Regions from separate parts of the Homo sapiens genome. Here region 1 is linked to region 2. The links are chromatin loops, found by intact Hi-C in ENCODE. Cell type or tissue: mammary epithelial cell. All regions are shown on one strand. Each heading gives the region's core, and the rest is flanking DNA. Links, peaks and the distances in the headings are about the cores only. Region 1 overlaps ANO1 (anoctamin 1). Region 2 has its middle 10 kb from the start of LTO1.

The links. A loop is a pair of places that touch in the nucleus more often than their neighbours do. Peaks named below come from ENCODE experiments on the same cell type or tissue, not always from the same donor. Only the 100,000 strongest peaks of a DNase experiment are listed, where the experiment ranks them.
Region 1: it touches region 2 in a loop (4-fold over the local background); 1 of 110 quality-filtered maps calls a loop at or near these places.

What each region holds. Positions count from the first base shown.
Region 1 is chr11:70,080,997-70,086,365 of GRCh38, forward strand. All of the region lies in intron 1 of ANO1 (anoctamin 1), which reads left to right. Among named protein-coding and RNA genes, the nearest start is that of ANO1, 5.4 kb to the left of the region's middle. In mammary epithelial cell, for the core only: a CTCF peak has its summit at 2,042 (motif pointing left); no DNase peak of the experiment used is centred there; H3K27ac peaks cover 978 bases.
Region 2 is chr11:69,683,157-69,688,525 of GRCh38, forward strand. No RefSeq gene overlaps it. Among named protein-coding and RNA genes, the nearest start is that of LTO1, 10 kb to the left of the region's middle. RefSeq lists silencers at 2,754-3,003, 2,776-2,946. In mammary epithelial cell, for the core only: CTCF peaks have their summits at 895 (motif pointing left) and 2,888 (motif pointing right); a DNase peak (open chromatin) is centred at 4,075; H3K27ac peaks cover 166 bases.

The sequences.
Region 1 (5,369 bases), core at 160-5,159, 400 kb after region 2:
GCCAGAGGGCGTGGGCTGCATTTCAAAAGTTCCTATCCTGTTCTCAGGTGTGAAACTCATACATGCACAAGTCAACCACAAGATAAGTTCATCCAATTCAGGCTGCGGTTCCCAGCCTGTGACTTTTGCCTCTCTTCATTCCCAAGTTCAAGGGTGGAAATGACTTCATTGTTTCTGTGCAGAGATATAAGAAGAAATGACTTGAAAGCCAGAGGCCAGGTTGAATGCAATTTGTTTCCATTTCCCTCTGTTAATCTTTGAGTGTTTCTACTTTCTTCCTTGAAACTGGTGGTTGTCCATGGTCTGGGATCTGTGTGCCCCAAACAAGCCCAGACACTCCAGAGATACCTGATTTGCTGGTATCTGCCCAGTATTTCCTGGCTTATCTGCTGTGGGAGATGATCTGCTTGTAGATTATGGAACGTGCCCCATAATCGTACATTGATATGTAGTGACCTGGTTTTAAAATTTTTTTAGAAGACAAAGGAAGTTTAAAACTGATGTTCCCTTCTTAACTATAATTTGAAGAGTCTCAAAACCAAAAGAAATTTTACAGGCCACTGATTTCATTTAGCCCATTTTCAGAGAAAGTGAACATTGTAGATTCCCTTGAGTGATCAAGATATTTCATATGGATATGAATTCAGTTCCTGGAGTACCAACTCCAGAGACCAGCGGAAGAAACCAGAGCCCAGAGTCCCAGGACAGTATTAAAGGTTAAAGGACATAGGATTGCTTTCCCCCTTCTGCCCTTTTGTTGGAGTTTGAGGAAGGGGTTCATAGAGGCAGGTGTGGACCAGATATAGGCTGCCATTCATGGCGCCTGGGACAGGTCTTCCAGGACACTCCTGCTGTGAAGGGAACCTTTGTCCTTCACATTTTCCCATGTGGCCTCAGGGAAGTATTTCTCTTCCACCATATTCCTATCTTCCTTAGGGAGGCACCTTCCAGGAGTACCTCCCTCAGTTATGCAGAAGGAAGTCTTCAAAATACCTTCAGATCATCGATCACATTTTATCCCCACAAGAATCCTGTGACCTAAGTCCAGATGTCTTTGTCGGCATCTCACAGATGAGAAAACTGAGGCTCCCAGTTGGGGGTTGTGGTGTTTAAGTTGCTGGCCTGCCTGGGTCTCAGCTTCTGTATCCTTGGATCTGATGGCCACAGCCAGCCACAGTATACAAGACCCAGCCTCTGTTGTTCATTCACACATGCCTGCATTCATTCATTCATTCAGCAACCACATATTCAGTGCTAACCATCAAAAAGATGAATAAGAGGGCTGGGTGCCATGGCTCACACCTCTAAATCCAGCACCTTGGGAGGCCGAGGCTGGTGGATCACCTAAGGTCAAGAGTTCAAGACCAGCCTGGCCAACATAGTGAAACCCAAGTCTCTACTAAAATTATGAACATTAACCAGGCATGGTGGTATGCACCTGTAATCCCAGCTACTTGGGAGGCAGAGGCACAAGAATTGCTTGAACCCAAAAGGTGGAGGTTGCAGTGAGCCAAGATCGCACCACTGCGCTCCAGCCTAGGCGACAGAGCAAGAATTCGTCTCAAAAGAAAAGATGAATAAGAAACTCCTTACCCTCAGCAAAGGTGCACCGAGGGGTTGCTTGCCCCTTTCTTAAGAATACAGAAACAGAAATGTTCTGAAGCTTTCCCAGGCCTTCGAATTTGGAAGTTATGCACAAAGTCTCACCCACATCCCTCCCACTGCAATTACATCTTTGCCTTTTTGTCCCGTTCTACACAAGAAAGGCACCCACTCCACTGCTCCGTGGAAGGGCACCATAAAGTCACACGCACTGGTCCTTGCTATGCATTCACCTCCCGACTCTCTCCAAGCCCAGCTCAGGATTGCTCTCCAGACCCTAGGAGCCTCCCAGCCTTTTAGAGTGTAGACGGGAGAGAGCCCACACCTTAAAAACTAATACCTAAACAGACAAAGCAGCTTATCCAGGGTCACACAGCAAATCAGTGACAGAGTCAGGCGCTGGGACTCCCACACCTGTGCTTGGTGCTGCCTCCTGCTGGTCCCAGCATCACATCCAGCTCCTTTTGTAACTTTTTAAAGTCTGGATTTGGCACTGCTACCATCTTTCACTTGTGGTCCACTCTGGCCACAAGATTTTTTTTCCCCTGTCCTCCCCTAGTTCTTTATGTGCGTGTGTCTCAGTTCCCAATTAGAGCAAACTTCTGTTGAAGGTTCACTCTATGCTAGGCCCTGTTGGAAACTCTTTACAAGATATATTAACAGGTTTCATCCTTCCAGCAACCCCATGAGGGAGGTCATATAACATGAGGTAGGTCTTAGGGATATGGAGAGACAAAAACACGAAGCTGTGTGCCTGGGGTCACACAGCTGGTGAGTGGCAGAGCTGGTGTTTGAACACAGGTAGGAGGATGCCCACTCTTGATCAGGCCCCAGTGCTGTCTCTCCCTCCACCATGCATGGGAAGTTAGATGATGTTTCTGCTCTCCCAAAGACTGTAGGCCCCTGAGGGTAGGTGTGTCCCTTGATAGGCCCCCAGTGGACAGATGATGGGGGTTCGTATTGAACCTGGTAGCCTTCCCTGTTTCAACTTGATAGAGGATTTTTGGCCACTCCTTAGTGTAATTTCCCTGCTTTCTGGCTTGGAGGGATCCCTGTGGAATTTCCTCCCTGTCTCTAAGGATTTGTTTGCTATTATCATTATCCCTGCCAACCAGGAGTGTTTATGGAGCCCCAACCAGGTTCTCAGTCCCTGTGTACTGAGGTCAGGTTGGAGCTCTGTCCTAACACATCTCTAGACAGTCCCTGGCCAGGCCTCCGGGGTCCTGCCATCCAGCTTTGGGGCTAATTTGCAAGTTAAGAACTTGTGGGTAGATGGCTCAGAGGCAGTCCCAGCACAGAGAGACCTGCAGAGGCCAGAGGGGCTGGCCACCTTCAGATCCCAGAGGATGCTGGATTTGCCCTGTGCCCTGAAAACCAGGTTGAATTACAAAGGGCTGAGAAGGACAGAAAGGGCGTACAGGGAGGGACACAGTGTCTGCAAAGGCAAGGAGGAGGGACTGGGGAAGGCCTGGGGGAGGGGGAGAGGAGACTGGGGAAGGCAGTATGGGGAGGAGATGAGGAGGAATAGCCGAAGCCCTCAGGCGCACCTGGGACTCAGGCAGGTGTGCCCTCCGACCCCTCGAGACCCTGCATTCACCTGCTGGGCACTGGCACATTCCCTGCACATGGGCTTCTGTCTTCCAAGAGCAGCTTCCGGTCGGGCTCTTTTGCCCCCTCAGCCATGGGGAGAGAAAAGCACCTTTAGTCACCAGCTCCCTGTAACCCTGCCCTTGTTTGACCTCCCTGAGATGTTGAGGGGAAAGCGTATCTGCCATTGGGTGGCCATCAGGGTGACGGGGATGGCTCCCAGGTGCCTGGCCCCAGAATTAGATGGAGCGTCCATCCTGGCACGTTCTGGTCAGTGTGTGCTGAGCTTAGCAGAGACCATCATCCCCTCAGTGAAGCCTCCCGCTGCTCCGCATTTAGCAGAAACCAACCCTGGGGCTCAGAGTGTCCAGAGCCTCCCCCAGGCCTTGCAGCTGGAGAGGGGCCAAGCCTAGATGTAGACCCAGGTCTGGCTGACTACACGGCCTGCCATGAAGCCAGTGCCCTGTCCTGGGCTGGCCTCACCTGCTGCCCCACACTGTCCAGACATACCTGTGGCCTGGTGTTGCCCAAACCTCCCGACTAGCCTGTGCTTATCTGCTGTCTCTACTGGCCCTGCTTAACCACTGCCCCAGGCTGGGACAGAACTGAGGCCTGCTAAATTGCTGCACTCTCCCCATGCCCCTCAGCACCAGAGACAGAGCCCTGCACTGGGGTCAGCCAGCAGGAGTCTGGTACTCAGGGCCACTGAGCTGGGCAGCTCACCCGTGGGAGCCTCAGTTTCCTCCAGGTCAAATGGACCTAACTATAGTAACCCCCTCATAGGGTCAGCTTGTGGGGACTCAGCGAGATGACATACCTGGGCCGAGAAACAGCGTCACCCTTAGTCGCGGCTCCTACTAAGGGGGGCCGCACCTTGGGCGTGCAGATGGGACTTGAGGCTGAGCTCAGCCTCCCGCCTGCGCTGTAACCCGGGCTCTCCTGCCCTGCTGGGCCTCAGTTTCCTCCTTGGCGAATTGAGAAGAATAGCTCTTTCGTGCTTCTCCTGCAGAAGGAATGCAGGCCCCCCGTGCTGGCTACAGACTTGCGATACTGGGGTCTTCCGTGAACCCCGTCCTTCATGGGGCTGGGCATGGGAACCCACTGCCCTCAAAAGCCAGCCCTCCCCCACCCTTCCCCCTGAGCCCTCCCAAGCCACCCACCCACATGGGCGTGGTCGTGGCCCCTAAGCACCCTCAGACTTTGTCACAGAGGGCAAGGTGGGCGGGGCACGCACACTGAGTCCAGGTCCTCCTGAAGGTCACCAGCACAGCGGGGCCCTGTGTTACTGTAGAGAGAAGTCAGTTGCTTAGTTTCAGCCTCCTGCCGGCACCAGATGCTGACCAGGCCCTCCCAGGTGGTGAGCAATGCTGTTTCCAGGAGAGGCATCCTAGGGCCAGAGAGGCCAAGGTGCCAGGGACATGGCCCCAACTGTCCCCTAACCAGGGGTAGAGGAGTCTAGACCCTTGACATCAACACCTATGAAAGGTGGGGCAGCCCCCAACCAGCAGCCCTGGCCCAGAGCCTCCTCTCTCCTTCCCCTACAACTAAAAAGGACAGCCTCCACTCGAGGCCTTCCCTCCCCCTCTCCCCCACTGCAGTGCTGACTGTTTGGGGAGGGGCTCCACCCTCCGGCTTCCCTGATACACTTTGGGTTGTATACAGCCCACCTGCCTCGAATGAGGGATTCTGCCTGCCCCTTTTCCCGACCAGTGCACAGCCATTTAGAGCCATGGTGCAGCCGGAAGCTGCCCAGGGGCTCCAGGCGACCACGTGGGGGGACCCTCCAGGCCAGCGAGGCCCAAGCACAGCTCTGTCCAAAGGCCACAGGTGCTCGGGCCCTGCCTGGCGCAGCATGCCGTCCCTGCACTCCATCAGGGAGGCCCTCTTCTCGGATGATGCCCCTCGGGAACTGATAGTGCCCTAGGGAGCGTCCTCACGTAGCCACAGGAAACTGAGGTGGAAACCAGGCGGCCAGCTCGAGGGATGAGGCACAGCTCTGTGGACCATTAGCAGCTTGGAGTTGCCTGTTAGGTTCTACCCAGCATGGCTTTTTTTATTTTTTCTTATTTCGGAAACCCAGATTGCTGATCGACCTGTCTGTCTTGATAACCGGCCAAACCCCTCGGGAATTCCAGCAATGCAGGCTTGGCTTTAGCAATGGTCCCATCACACTGCCACTG
Region 2 (5,369 bases), core at 273-5,272:
ACCAGGAAGGGCTATTTCCCACTTCCACGAAGTCCACTATGGGTGGGGCAGCTCTCCTCCACCTTGCAGGAACCAAGGCCCCCTCATTGCCCCAGCAGGGGAAGAGACAGAGGAAGCAGGCTAGCTCCTAGCTGCCTTGTCCCAGGAGAACACTTTATTTCCATTCCATTGACCAGAACCAGTCCCAAGGCCCTAACCAAACTGTAGGGGAGCCTGGGAAATGGAGATGAGCCCACGGACGTTTGGTCAACTCTGTCTCTGCCACAATGCTTTAATGCTGTTAGGATTTTATTTTGAACCCTGTAAATATGTGGCTTCTCCAATGTAAAAAGAAAGAAGGGAGAGTTGTTATCTAATGTGTATATTATATATTATGTTATATATTCTATGTATGTAACAGGTGGAATATATCAGTCACCTCTCCTCACCCAGTTGAACAAAATGCAAAACACAATAGATGCTGTCAAAGAGATATGTCATATCCACATTTTACTGGAAATAATAATTTCTCCAAAATTGTGGTTCCTGAAGTAAATAAAGATTTAAAATAAATGATGAAAGTTTGAATCTTAGCAGATACCGAAAGTGTAGATCTTACTTTGCACAGGGTGTAGCACATAACAGGTGCTCAGTAAATGGTTGCTGAGTGAATAAGTGAGAATGTAGTGTGGCAGTGGGAGGAGAAGGCCCCTCTGAGCCATGGGAGGGGGACAGGCCATGTTTGCTGTGGTGTTTGCCCATGGCTTTTGGGTCATCTCAGTAGAGAGGGTGCCTGGATAAACAGTTTTCTTTCCAGAGCTCAAAGACCGTTTACCAAAACTGGGCCCAGCCCCTTAGGGCTAGCTGTATTTCCCTGTTTGTGTCGAGGAAAGGGGGAATGAGGGATCCAACCTGGGCTTGGGCTGCCACCTGCTGGATGCAGTGGCTCATGCCTGTAATCCCAGCACCTTGGGAGGCCGAGGCAGGTGGATCACCTGAGGTCAAGAGTTTGAGACCAGCCTGGCCAGCATGGCGAAACCCTGGAGAGGGAAGTGAGGCAGCCGAGGACGCATAGTGGCTACCGGGGACCCAGCCCTGCCATGGCCTGAGGCATTGTCCCTCTAGGTGGGAGCGTGTAGGACTCATGCACCCCCCCGGGAGGCTCCAAGAGAGTCCCCCATTTGACCTACACCCCTTATTTCTTAGAAGGCCCTAGCGCGGCTGGGCGTGATGGCTCACACCTGTAATCCCAGCACTTTGGGAGGCCGAGGCGGGTGGATCACCTGAGGTCAGGAGTTCAAGACCTGCCTGGGGCCAACATGGTGAAACTCCGTCTCTACTAAAAATACAAAAATTAGCTGGGTGTGGTGGCGGGTGCTTGTAGTCCCAGCTACTCAGGAGGTTGAGGCAGGAGGATCAGTTGAACCCAGGAGGCGGAGGTTGCAGTGAGCCAAGATTGTGCCATTGCACTCCAGCCTGGGCAACAGAGCGAGAGTCTTAAAAAAAAAAAAAAAAAAAAAAAAAAAGAAGAAGAAGAAGAAGAAGAAAGAAGGCCCTAGCAAGAAGAAGAAGAAAGAAAGCCCTAGCCCTGGGGCTCCAGTGTCCGTCTTCGAAGGGCTGTGGCCTTCATCCGGCCTCCCCTTCATCCGGCCTCAAGCTCCTCCCTGGCTTTTCCTCTCCTCTGCCCTCCACCTCCCGAGGCTCATCCCCGCAGCCTGGGGGAGCTTCCTCCTTTCCGCCCTTGGTGGAGCAGAAATTCTTGCTGGGCTCCTTCCCCCGCACCGGGAGAGCTGTGAGGAGTGGCCTTGCTGTTTCCATCTTCTTTCTTCTGCACTGACCGTTCCCCCTTCCCAACTGGACAGCAGCATCCCAGAGGCAGGACGGTGGCTCCTTCTAAACCTTGGTGCCCCCAGCTATGCCCAGTATGGGGTCTCTGGCATGAAGTCCGGTGCAATAAAGGGTGAGCAGTTCTCCTTACCCGCCTTCCCATGTCCACCTCTGGTCAGTGGGCTGTGCTGGTCCAGGAAGCCAGGGATTTTTGGCTTCTGAGATGCAGTCTCCACCACTCCACATGTTTTTTTTGGTTTTTGGTTTGTTTTAAGACAGAGTCGCGTTCTGTCGCCCAGGCTGGAAGGCAGTGGCACGATCACGGCTTACTGCAACCTCTGCCTCCTAGGCTCAAGCGATCCTCCCACCTCAGCCTCCCAAGTATCTGGGACTACAGGTGCATGCCACCACACCTGGATAATTTTTATATTTTTTGGTAAAGATGGGGTTTCGAATTCCTGGGCTCAAGTGATCCACCCACCTTGGCCTCCCAAAGTGCTAGGGCTACAGGCGTGAGCCACTGTGCCCTGCCAAATTCCAAACGTTTCTTGACAGCGTTAGTGAAATTCACGTTCCTGCACCTCAGTTTGCTCATCTGTAAAATGGGAGTGATGTTGGTACCCCGTTTTCAGGATCGACATGAGGATGAATACTTGCATATAGGAAACAGAAGAAATGTATTGATAGATAAATATAGTGAACATAAATTCGAATACAGGAACAGGAAGTTGTGGAGGTGATGGAGCCTGCCTCTCCCTTGCCCTTTGCTGAGGTCCAGGCACACACAGTAGGGGCTTTGTTGATGTTTGTGTGTAGCCGATGTTCTTTTGCTTCCTGGGGGCTTGTCTGCAAAAGTTGCAGGGGGCAGGGTGGAGGGCAGCTAGTCAACCATCAGATCAGACTGCGGGAGGGGCGAGCGTGAGCGAGCAGCTGCTGGGTGCTCTCAGGGCAACCTCGCGGCTTCCGAGTCCCCGGCCCCGCGCGGGTAAAGGGGCACCGAAGGCACCTTGCAGACCGCGCCCTGCACTCCCTGACCCTCGGCCTTGCGCGGGGCCCATTCCAGTCACCGCCACCGGGGGCCGCCATTGCGCCGCGGACGGCCCCGCTCCTCCGGGGAGCCGCAGAGCCGCCTCCCTCCCGGGCCCTCTCTTCGCCGCTCTGGGACGGTGTCCCTGCGGCCGCTAGAATTCTCTTCTGAATCTCCACTGCCCCAGCCAGATGTCATCCTGATAATCAGACCTACGGGAGATCGGACCGTTTACTTTTTCTTTTTCTTTTCTTTTCTTTTTTTTTTGAGACCGAGTTTTGCTCTTATTGCCCAGGCTGGAGTGCAGTGGCGTGATCTTGGCTCACTGCAACCTCCACCTCCCGGGTTCAAGCGATTCTCCTGCCTCAGTCTCCCGAGTAGCTGGAATTACAGGTGCATACCACAACTCCTGGCTAATTTTTGTATTTTTAGTAGAGATAGGGGGTTTCATGATGTTGGCCAGCTGGTCTCGAACTCCTGACCTCAGGTGATCCGCCCTTCTCGGCCTCCCAAAGTGCTGGGATTACAGGGATGAGCCACCGTGCCCGGCCCGGACTGTTTTCTTAGATCCTCACTTGAAGATCCTAGCAGTCTGCTTTGGAGATGGACATCGCGGGCCTCACTGGGGAAGACACTGCGCTCTGGGAGACACAGCTCCTAGGGGCAGGTGCCCCTCCCACCTTAGTCCCCACCAGACCCGCCCCTGCCTCCTCCACCCCATTAGGCTGAGGCTGATCAGAGGGGCCCTGGCCCACTGCCCGGGTCCCTGCTCAGAGGCCCCACACAACTCATGGGGAGAAGGAGACATGGGCCCAGTGACAGGTTACCCGGCTCTGATGGGAAAAGCGAGGTCTTGGAGCCCTGCCTGTTCTGGGTGCTTCTGTTTGTCAGCCTGCTTGGGCCTGGGCTGTCCCCCGAGTCTCAGGCTCCTCATCTGGGCTGGCATTGGGGCCCAGGCTTCAGCCAGGTCTAGACTCCCCACCAGCCACTCAGGCAACAGTCACTCCACTTGGGACCCCAGGAACCACAGGGCAGGACAGCTGACAAGGAAGGGGGCCCCCACTTCACCCCGAACCTGCCTTGAGCCTCCCATGCCTGGTGGGGACCCCACCAACCCCAGTGTCTGGGGAAGGCAGGACTCTGAGACAGGTGGGGCTCCCAGCCCCGGCAGGTGTCGGTGGCAGGGAAAACTCAAGGCCTGGCACCGATACCATCATTCTCGGTCTTCCCCAAAGTAAGGTGAGTATACGTGGTGCCGATGAGTCAGGTCCATGCCCAGGTATGCATTAAAATTTCCCTGGGAAAAAATAGAGAGTGTAATTTGGCAGGCTCTGGGGAGATTTTAGAGGTGCCTGCACTTCACTTACGTCTTTCCACTGCCTGGTCAACATAGTGAAACCCCGTCTCTAGCAAAAATACAAAAATTAGCAGGGTGTGGTGGTGGATGCCTTTAATCCCAGCTACTTGGGAGGCTGAGGCAGCAGAATCACTTGAACCCAGGGGGCAGAGGTTGCAGTGAGCCAAGACTGCACCATTGCCCTCCAGCCTGGGCTACACAGTGAGACTCCATCTCAAAAAAAAAAAACAAGGCTTAAAAAAATTTTTTTAAACAGCCTCACCCATATGACTTCTTTTAACCTTAATCACCTCTTCAAAGGTCATATCTTTAAGTACAGTTATACTTTGAGGTACACTGGAGGTTAAGTTTTTAACATATAAATTTTAGGGACACAATTCAGGCACATATGACTGTGTATACAGACACCTATACACACACACACATATATATACACATACACGGTTTTTGAAAAAAAGAAACTCAAACTGAAGAAAAGGTTATAGTAGAAGTTCTCCTTCCTACCCCGTCCCCAGTCCTCTAATTCCTGTCCCCAGAACTACCCACAGTTTTATTGTTTTCTATACTTCTTTCCAGAGAGGTTCTCTGCATATATAAGCATGCATATATATATATATCTTTTTTAAATTATTATTTTGAGATGGGGCCTCACTCTGTCACCCAGACTGGAATGCAGTGGCACTGTCATAGCTCACTGCAGCCTTGAACTCCTGGACTCAAGGAATCCTCCCACTTCACTTCCCAAGAAGCTAGAACTACAGGCATGAGTCACCACACCTGGCTGATGTTTACATTTTTTTGTAGAGATGACATCTTGCTGTATTGCCCAGGCTGGTCTCAAACTCCTGGCCTCAAGTGATCCTCCCACCTCGGCCTCCCAAAGTGGTACATGCTCTTTTAAATGACAAATTATATTATACTATAGACTGTGTCCTGAATTTACTTCTTCTACTCCACAATATACCTTCAATAACAAACCAACTGTGAAATTGCCAAGACTCAATATAACAAAGGTTTATTTATCCACTGTTCTCCTCCAAGTCCAGCACAGGTCACTGGGGGTTCTGCTCCACGTGGTCACGCAGGGACCCAGGCCTAGAAGGTTCACCAGGTTGTGACACAGTCATTGCAACCTCTTCCACGTGGCTTGGTAGAGAAACAGAGAGTGTGAAGAATTCA